Regions from separate parts of the Homo sapiens genome. Here region 2 is linked to region 1. Evidence: read pairs that join two places in POLR2A ChIA-PET (ENCODE). Cell type or tissue: Panc1. All regions are shown on one strand. Each heading gives the region's core, and the rest is flanking DNA. Links, peaks and the distances in the headings are about the cores only.

The links. Peaks named below come from ENCODE experiments on the same cell type or tissue, not always from the same donor. Only the 100,000 strongest peaks of a DNase experiment are listed, where the experiment ranks them.
Region 2: POLR2A ChIA-PET joins it to region 1 with 5 read pairs; 1 of 35 experiments calls an interaction of 5 or more read pairs at or near these places.

What each region holds. Positions count from the first base shown.
Region 1 is chr5:79,618,662-79,623,062 of GRCh38, reverse strand. It overlaps TENT2 (terminal nucleotidyltransferase 2), which reads right to left. Exons shown (of 15, transcript NM_001114394.3): 2 at 3,278-3,451; 3 at 2,980-3,069. The coding sequence starts at 3,414. Among named protein-coding and RNA genes, the nearest start is that of TENT2, 8.4 kb to the right of the region's middle. In Panc1, for the core only: no CTCF peak of the experiment used is centred there; a DNase peak (open chromatin) is centred at 1,802.
Region 2 is chr5:81,163,601-81,168,001 of GRCh38, reverse strand. The region is part of intron 17 of RASGRF2 (Ras protein specific guanine nucleotide releasing factor 2); the gene reads right to left. Among named protein-coding and RNA genes, the nearest start is that of CKMT2, 68 kb to the left of the region's middle. RefSeq lists an enhancer at 2,149-2,208. In Panc1, for the core only: CTCF peaks have their summits at 2,073 and 2,292 (motif pointing right); a DNase peak (open chromatin) is centred at 2,331.

The sequences.
Region 1 (4,401 bases), core at 173-4,172:
AAAAAAAATAGTAATAATGGAGACAGAAAAAACTACATGTATATATTGAGGTTAGTCTCCTGTATTTGAACTACCCCAATGTTTCATCTCAGTAGTGAAAACTTTGTAGGAAAAGTTCTATTTATAGAATTACTAAGAAGATCCAAACTATAACATAAGGAAGATACGATTAAGTGAGCTGAGTGCTAGTTATAAAAAAGGGCTCTTTGAATACACCTATGTTCTGACTCATCAGCAGGAAAGACCAATTAAGAAACACTTTTCAATAAAGCTATAAAGACATTGGACAACGAAGAAATTCAAAAATGAGCTGCAACTCAGATAATAGTATTTTATTAATATTAAATTTCTCAGGAATAATCAATGTATTTTGGTTATATAGAAGAAAAGCCTTGTTTTGTAGGAGGAATAAGCTGACATGTTTTAAGGTAAAATGGTGTCAACAACTTTCTTTCATATGGTTCAGGAAAAAAAGCAGGTGGGCAGAAAGAAAAAGAGAAAGAAATCAAATGTAAAACTTTTAACTCATGAATCTAGGCAAAAGGCATACAGATATTCACCATATTATTCTTTTTCTGGAGGTTTTAGTATTTGCAAAATAAAAAGGGAAAAATCATTAAAGAGTAAGTATTTGTTGGGAAAAAAGACATTTACTTCATTGATATATTAAGTTGTTCATGTAGGTAATACTTTATGCCACAGAAAATGGCCCGATTCCTTTTAAGCCTGAAAATTCTATGGGTCATAGAAGGTTTTTTTTTTGAGACAGAGTCTTCCTCTGTTGCCGGGCTAGAGTGCAGTGGCACAGTCTCAGCTCACCGCAACCTCTGCCTCCGGGATTTCCAGGTATTCTCCTGCCTCAGCCGCCTGAGTAGCTGGGACTACAGGCGCCCGCCACGATGCTCAGCTAATTTTTGTGTTTTTAGTCGAGATGGGGTTTCACCATGTTGGCCAGGCTGGTCTCGAACTCCTGACCTCAAATGACCTGCCCACCTCAGCCTCCCAAAGTGCTGGGATTACAGGCATGAGACACTGCACCCGGCCCATAGAAGGTTTTTTAACACTCCTTTGGGATTATGTCAATTTCTCTCTCCTTGATAGATCTGCAAAATAAGTGGAACCCCTACTCACAGGTAAAATATACAGTGCTAAATGCATAAAAGTATATTTAATATTTTTAAACATAAAAGTATTTTAGAGCTATATATGCTGAATATCTTCTAATGAGAATGCCAATTTTAATTTTAAAAATATGTTTAACTACAAATTAATGGAGTTTTGTTTTTTTTGTTTTTTTTTTTTTTTGAGATAGAGTCTCGCTCTGTTGCCCAGGCTGGAGTGCAGTGGGGGGATCTTGGCTTACTGTAAGCTCCACCTCCTGGGTTCATGCCATTCTCCTGCCTCAGCCTCCTGAGTAGCTGGGATTACAGGTATGTGCCACCACACTCGGCTAATTTTTTGTATTTTTAGTAGAGATGGGGTTTCACTGTGTTAGCCAGGATGGTCTCGATCTCCTGACCTCGTGATCTGCCTGCCTCGGCCTCCCAAAGTGCTGGGATTACAGGTGTGAGCCACTGCGCCCGGCCTAAGGGAGCTTATTTTCATTCTTAATTCACAAATTGGCTATAAAGGCAATTTCTAAAAAATAAAATCTGAATAAAGTCAATACTATTAGAATTATTATAAAACTTTTCTCAATGACAATTTTGAAGAACAACCTGTAGTGCTTTTAAGCATATGACTCAGAGACATACAACATTTCAAATCCTAGCTATGTCACTTCTGAGTAAGTAGTTACTTAACCTTTGTGTGAGTCAGCTTTCTCCTCAACAGGCAAGGGATAATAGTATCTACCTCAGTGTTACGTGATTTAATCAAACCGTTAGTTGTAAAGGCTTAAAATAATGATTACTACATAATAAGCAATAACTCCTAGCTAGTGTTATTTTTTTTTTTTACAGCACCTTGTTCACTGATAGTGTTTTTTTTAATAGGACATAAAGGTTATAGAATGTTTATATAGGTTTTTAAGTAATAGTGGTATCTTTCAAATATTGCCGAATGTTATTTCAATAACTACCTCTCAAGTTCTGTTTTTAAATAAATGAATTTCTTTTAATCAAAGATTAAAATTAATTGACTCCTGACTTGACTATAGGAAGTTTTATGTCACACAGAAATTTTCACTACAATATTTGTTATCATGGAACCTTACCTGTGTGAGATGTAGATAAATCAAAAGAAAAACATAAAGTTTACTAGAAAGAAAATGCTATAATTGTGTCCCCCTAGAAATTCAGATGTTGAAGTCCTAAGCCCCAGTAGCTCAGAATGTGACTGTATTTGGAGATAGGACCTCTGAAAAGTTACCTAAGTTAAAGTGGGGTCTTTAAGATGAACGTTAATCCAATATGACTGGTGTCCTTAGAAGAAGAGATGAGGACACAGAAAACACAGGGCAACGGCCATATTAAGACACAGTGACAAAGCAGCCATCTACAAGGCAAGAAAAGAAGCCTCAGAAGAAACCAACCCTGCCAACACCTTGATCTAGCCTCCAGAATTGTAAGAAAATAAATTTCTGTTGTGTAAGCCACCCAATGTGTGGTACGTTGTTATGGCAACCCTACCCTAGCAAATGAATACAGGCCATCTCATTTAGTTAAAAAATCTCAATTAAAAAGTGGTTTTCTGAGGAAACAGCTTTATTCTAGAAAAAGAAAACCTGGGATATAGAAAAGGGGAGATCTGATGTAGGGCAGAAACAAACATACAATAAAGCAGGAACAAATCAACAAAAGAACACCTAAAATTTTTAAACGCATAAAAATGTTAAAATTCCATGACTCATCTGATCGTACAGGTCCCAGAAAACAAAACATAGGGCTTAGGGTCCATACAATATTAATTCAAGATACATCATTACAGAGTTCTCAGAAATGCAAAAATATTCTTTTAAAATAATTAAGAAGTACTTACTTCCTTCCTCGAAATAATGGGGAAGCTGAGGTCTGTATTGGACTGACATTTCCATATGTCAGCTGCTGTAATGACACAGCTCTAGACAAGCTAACAAAATCAAAGAAAAGAACAGTAATTTATACATATTTTTTCTTTAAAAACAAAACCAGTCTCTGAAAAAAAATTAAATACATCCGTATCAAAAAAAAATGTGACGACATATTCTCCATGTTCAAAAGTTTCATACAAAAAGGGTTTATGTCAAATAGAAAATGAAATTTACCAACAACATGGGCCAAAATATCACCATACTCACTCTGCATTCTGAAAGTTGAATTGTGCATCTATAAGCTGCTGGTGTGAATAAACAGTAGGTGACAGGGTAAAGAAGTTATTATGTTGTTGATGATTTGGAGTGAAGGGTGGGCGACCCAAAATTGAGTTTGGGAACATGCTCTTGTTCACTGGAAGTGAACATGTATTCTTCTACCTAGGATAATTTAAAAAGACAATATTAAATTATCATAGCTTAAAGACACTAAACACTTTGATAACTATTATCCACTAACTTAAAACAATTAGTTATCAAGTTACAAATTTTATTTGCAAAGTTAAATAGGTCTCCTAAGTGCCACTGTAGGTAACAAAAGAAAACTAATAATAAATTCCAAATCTAAGATTAACATAATTCAAACAGCAAGATATATGCACATTTCTAATTTTCTGATTAATTTACCCTAATACTTTTACCCTCGTATCAACAAATCTTTTAGAAATCCAAGTTATCACCTGACATTAATAAAATCCCACAGATTATTACATTTATTCTCAAACTAATTTATACAAAGGTATAAACCATCACATGACATCCTGATTCCTAGAATTTGGATCTTACAGGTCTGATCAAATAAGGAATGGATTTTATATTGTCTTAACAATTTATAAGATTCTGAGATTCCCCTCAAAGTCTACATAATTTATATAAAAGACTTCCAATAAAAGAGGGCTATGTTCCACAGGAATAGGGAAAAATTGTACAAAGCAATCAGAATCCTTCACTGATCCAGGGAGGAGAGTAGATATTTATTCTTTGCAGTGACCAATATATCAAGGCTGTAGTCTTGCAAAGGATAGGATAAAGTAATAAACTGAAAATGAGGATCAGGTAAAGTCTACAAAGAAAAATAGGACCCCTCAGCCCACTTTCTCAAAGCAAGCAATTAGAAAACTCTTATGAAAAAACAAAATGAGAGAGAAACTATGTAACGTAGTAACAAGAGAACATAATAATACTTGGGAGTCCATCAAGAAAATGTCAAGGTAGCTAACTAATCAACTTAACATGAAGCCAACTAGTTGACAGGCCCTACCCACATACTTTTAGAGTTTCTAATTAGACTCCTGATATTCTCACTTAAAATAGGCATCCATGGATCACCA
Region 2 (4,401 bases), core at 230-4,229, 1.5 Mb before region 1:
AAGGGGATGTGGAGATCTGAGAAGAGGGGAAGGCGGTAAAGGGTAAAAGGCAGTGTAGGAACATGACTTTACTAGGATTGTCTGGCAGTGCAGAATATCCATTTAAGATCTGAAGTCTTCCTGTGAGTCCCAGCAGCACCACCCTAAGAGTCTCTCCAGAGAATGGCTCTGCTGTGTCTGAGTGCCGAGTCGGCCTGACCCCGTCATTGTTCAGTCATGCTCTTCGTTGCTCCTACTCCCCACCTTTGATCTTTCCATCAGAACTTGCCAGGGGAGGCATCTGCTTTTCCTCATGTGCCCTGGAGGCAGCCACAGAGAGGAGAGGCCGAGGGGTCAGAGTGACGGCATCCCTGCCTGCAGCTGCTCATGGGGGCTTCCATTTTCAATTCTGTGCCCTGCGTTGGAACTTACAGAAAGCCCAGCGAGGAGAACACCACTATCACTGAGTGCACACTGATGTGTGCAGTGAAACCCCTGCAGTTAAGAATTTCAGACGGATTCTAACCAACTTGCTGTAGAATTCTATTCAAGTGGATTAGTTTAACAACTGACTGATTGATGATTGCAAATTTTAACAATCTCTCGGTTTTGCAGTTTCTCTTGTTTGTGTCCCTACTGGTGATGCTTTTCTGCCCTGCCCCCTCATCCGAGGCTGCTATGGGGCAGAAACAATAGCTACGTCTTGGTTGGCCTCCAGTCCTCAGGACTGATACAAAACAGGCCTTGGATAAATTGGTTGCTGTGTGTATGTATTACAGTGAGTTCTTCTAACTGTGTTAAGTAGGAATTTCTGCTGGGAAGACCAGACTTGGACAGGCCAGGTCCTTTATGCTGACAGCCTTGTATCCGTCACTCTACCCATGGAGGGCAATGTAACATAACTCACAATGGTGCTAACAGCTCAGTGTGGTGATGCTTTAACTCCATACTGCCAGGATCATCCCGTCTCTTCACTCGGGGAAGACCCTGCCACCTATGACTTAAAGACTGAAGTCATTTCATGAGGGGGATCAGGAGACACCCTAATTTCCCTTCTTTCAAAAGCTCTCTGCAGTTTCGTCCTCATTCTTTTCCTTTACCCCTGGGGAAAGCTAAAGATGAGCTGGGAAGAACATCTCAGAAGGGACTGGGAATTTTTAAATCGGCTTAGCTCAATGAACGGCCTTAGAAAAATCCCCTCATCTCGGGTTCTCAGTGTCCTTTTTGGTCACAAAAGGAGCTTATCTGGATGCCTCTAAGGTCCCTTCCTTAGTGTCTCCTTGGATGAAGCTCAGGTTGCCCACCATGCATCTGATACCATCCTTTCGCTGACCTCAATTACCAGCCCTTCGTCCCTCCCCCATCCTTCCCCTTCAGTATCCATAAATCCCTCCCGTCTGTGCACAGAGGCCTTTCCTCAACACCGCCACTCCCTCACATGTGACAATAGAGGCTGTGTCTTTCTTGCTTATCTTAGGTATCCTTGGAGTATCTGTAAGCAGACAAGGGCTTTTGTCAGGAGAAGTAAAGTTCACGGCCAGGTGCTGTGGCTCACACCTGTAATCCCAGCAGTTTGGGAGGCTGATGTGGGTGGATCTCCTGAGGTCTGGAGTTCGAGACCAGCCTGACCAACATGGTGAAACCCTGTCTCTACTAAAAATACAAAAATTAGCCAGGTGTCGTGGCACGCGCCTGTAAATTCCAGCTACTTGGGAGTCTGAGGCAGGAGAATTGCTTGAACCTGGGAGGCAGAGGTTGCAGTGAGCTGAGATGGCGCCACTGCATTCCAGCCTGGGTGACAGAGCAAGACTCCATCTCAAAAAATACAAAAAAAGAAGAAAAGAAAAAAAGAAGTAAAGTATCACTTTACTTTTTGCCCCAGTAATCCGCTGGTGCTTTGGTCCTGGGTGTTTCTTAGTAAAGTCAGGCAACACCAATTCTATACACCTGACTGCATCTATGAGTTTACATAAGGCCCCTGAATGGAAATAGACTACAATCCCATCTTGTCTCTTTGAGGTTCAATGATGCTGAGATATATCAGGTGGACCTATATGGCACAGAACCAGGTCAGACAGTAGGAAAGGATGATGGGGCCTCCAGAGAGTCAAGCACCAGGAGTCTGGCCTGGTGTGTTGGAATAAGTCCCAGGGCTTATAGAAGGTGTAAGTAATATGGTCTGGACGAGTTAGCTCCAGGCTAGTTGGCAGAGATCTACACTGGCCCCAGAAGTGGCCATGAAGAGAGTGGGCATCACAGAAACACCTCTGGAGATGAGTCAAAGCTTTGGCACGAGCAGCAGAGGCACACAGGACCAGCAGGTGGGGCTGTTGATATAGTTAGGACAGGACACATGGCCTAGAGCAGCATCACCAGGCAAGGTCAGGCGGATAATGTCAGGTGAAAACAGTGCTGGAAATTCTTGGAAATATTCCCAAAGAATTCTTTGAAAGATGGATTTTCCTGTGATGATCCATACTGATTACAAGGTGAGAGAAGCAGCTATTAAGTTATTAGAATTCAAGAATTGAAAAGAATCGGGCCTCGCTTTGGGGTCCAGTACTGGAGGCCTGGAACATTGGGTTACATTTATACCTCCCTGCATGGAAAAGGGCCTTACACATGGTAGGGACTCGGTCCAACTGTTCGATTCTTCCTACTTTTTAAATCAGAGATTTTTTATTCACTTTATCATTTGTGGATAAATAGACCAACACAGACTGCTTCCATTTATGGGAAGACCTTGGTATTTCCTGAGTCAGGAGGTTCCTAAACCTCCCTGCTTTGGAATTTACCACACTTCTCTTCCCATCTCCTCCTCCCCAGGGTCCGTAACCACAAGACTTGAGGTATTGTAAAGTACTTTCAGTTCAGCAACTGAGGACTCAGAAGAGAGGCCTGTACACAGTTGTGAAACCTTAAGCCCCTGGAAAACGCCCACCGTTCAAGGGCAAGGTCACGCTGGGTCCCACCCTTGGGGAACCCTCCACACTGGCAGGCTGCGGATTGGCTCCGCCTGTCTTTCATGTCTCTGCAAAGTGTTAACAAGTCGATTTCTATCGTTTTAGTGGAAAATGGCCGCTCAATGCTCAATGTTGAAAACTTTCAACACAGATTACTGAAAACTCTTAAAACATATTTGAGAGCCTCCAAGTTCCTCTTCTGCCCCGCCTAGATGTCTTCCCCTCATCTACATAGGACTCTAACTCCTATAGAGGAATTTCATCATTCCTCCCTCTACAATCCATACTTTGCTGATCAGGCCAATACTTACTAATTGGTATGCAACTGCCAGAAGGCAATAGAAGCTCCCCAAGAATTCCACCCCTAAATCTGTGTTGCCATCGCTATTCATTAGACAAAGTCCTTTTTGAAAACCACAAATTCTGAAAGTATTTTCTATGCAACTTCCCAAGAAATGATTTAACAGTCTAGAAATGATTCAAGTCTACCAGATACTTGTAAAAAAATATTTTCTGCCAAATCAAGTCAAAATATTTGGTTAATATAAATATGAATTAATGAACCATATTCATTCTTAAACTTCATGAGGGTTTTTTTTTTTTCATCAAACGTGGCCCAATTTTGAGTCCAGAGACCTTAATAACCACAATGAATGTGTCATTTTGGTTAGAAAAACAACTTTCCAAAAGTAAACTAACCTCTTGGACTTGAGGTCCTATGGAAAGGCTGTAAAGTATACTAAACCCATGGAGTGAATGTGCAGGTTGCTGAGAAAATGCCCAGTCTTGAAGAAATGAAGATGGCCTTTGTGCTGTTCTCTCAAATTTATGTCAGCTCTGTCTTACTCTTCAGAGGTAGAAGACCTCTGGGTTAAATGGCCTAGGAAATATACTACATTGAAAGCATCATTTTTAGAGTTCAAACATTATTGTTACTATAATTATTTTATAGCTAACATCACTCAGTGTTTACTTATGCCAGGGACTAAGCTCATTTAAGCTTCACAAGTCTGCAAGTCAGAGTTATCCCCATTTTATGGAAAATAGTAACAATACAATGCTAATATTTATGTAGTGTTTATTATATGCCGGGAACTGTTCTAAGCAATTTACACATATTAACACATTTAACACCCACACTAACCTCATGAAGTAAGAGAATTTTTGCACTGCACAATACCACCAGGTTCCATTCACATCAATGATGATGTGACCACATCAGTCGTGGTTTCTAATTTCTCCACCTTCTAAGGGTTCTTGAATGAGTAAATGCCTCCCAGCGTAGTGGCCAGTCTAGCTCTCTGATTATACAGCATCTCATGCTGGGACATATATCACATCTGTACTTCTCCCAGGTCAGAAAAATAAAGGACCACTTATTTTAAGCACAGAACTTGATGTACACCCATATGCACATAAACTTGGATCTCACGAGAACCCTCTAATTGCATGTTTCTTT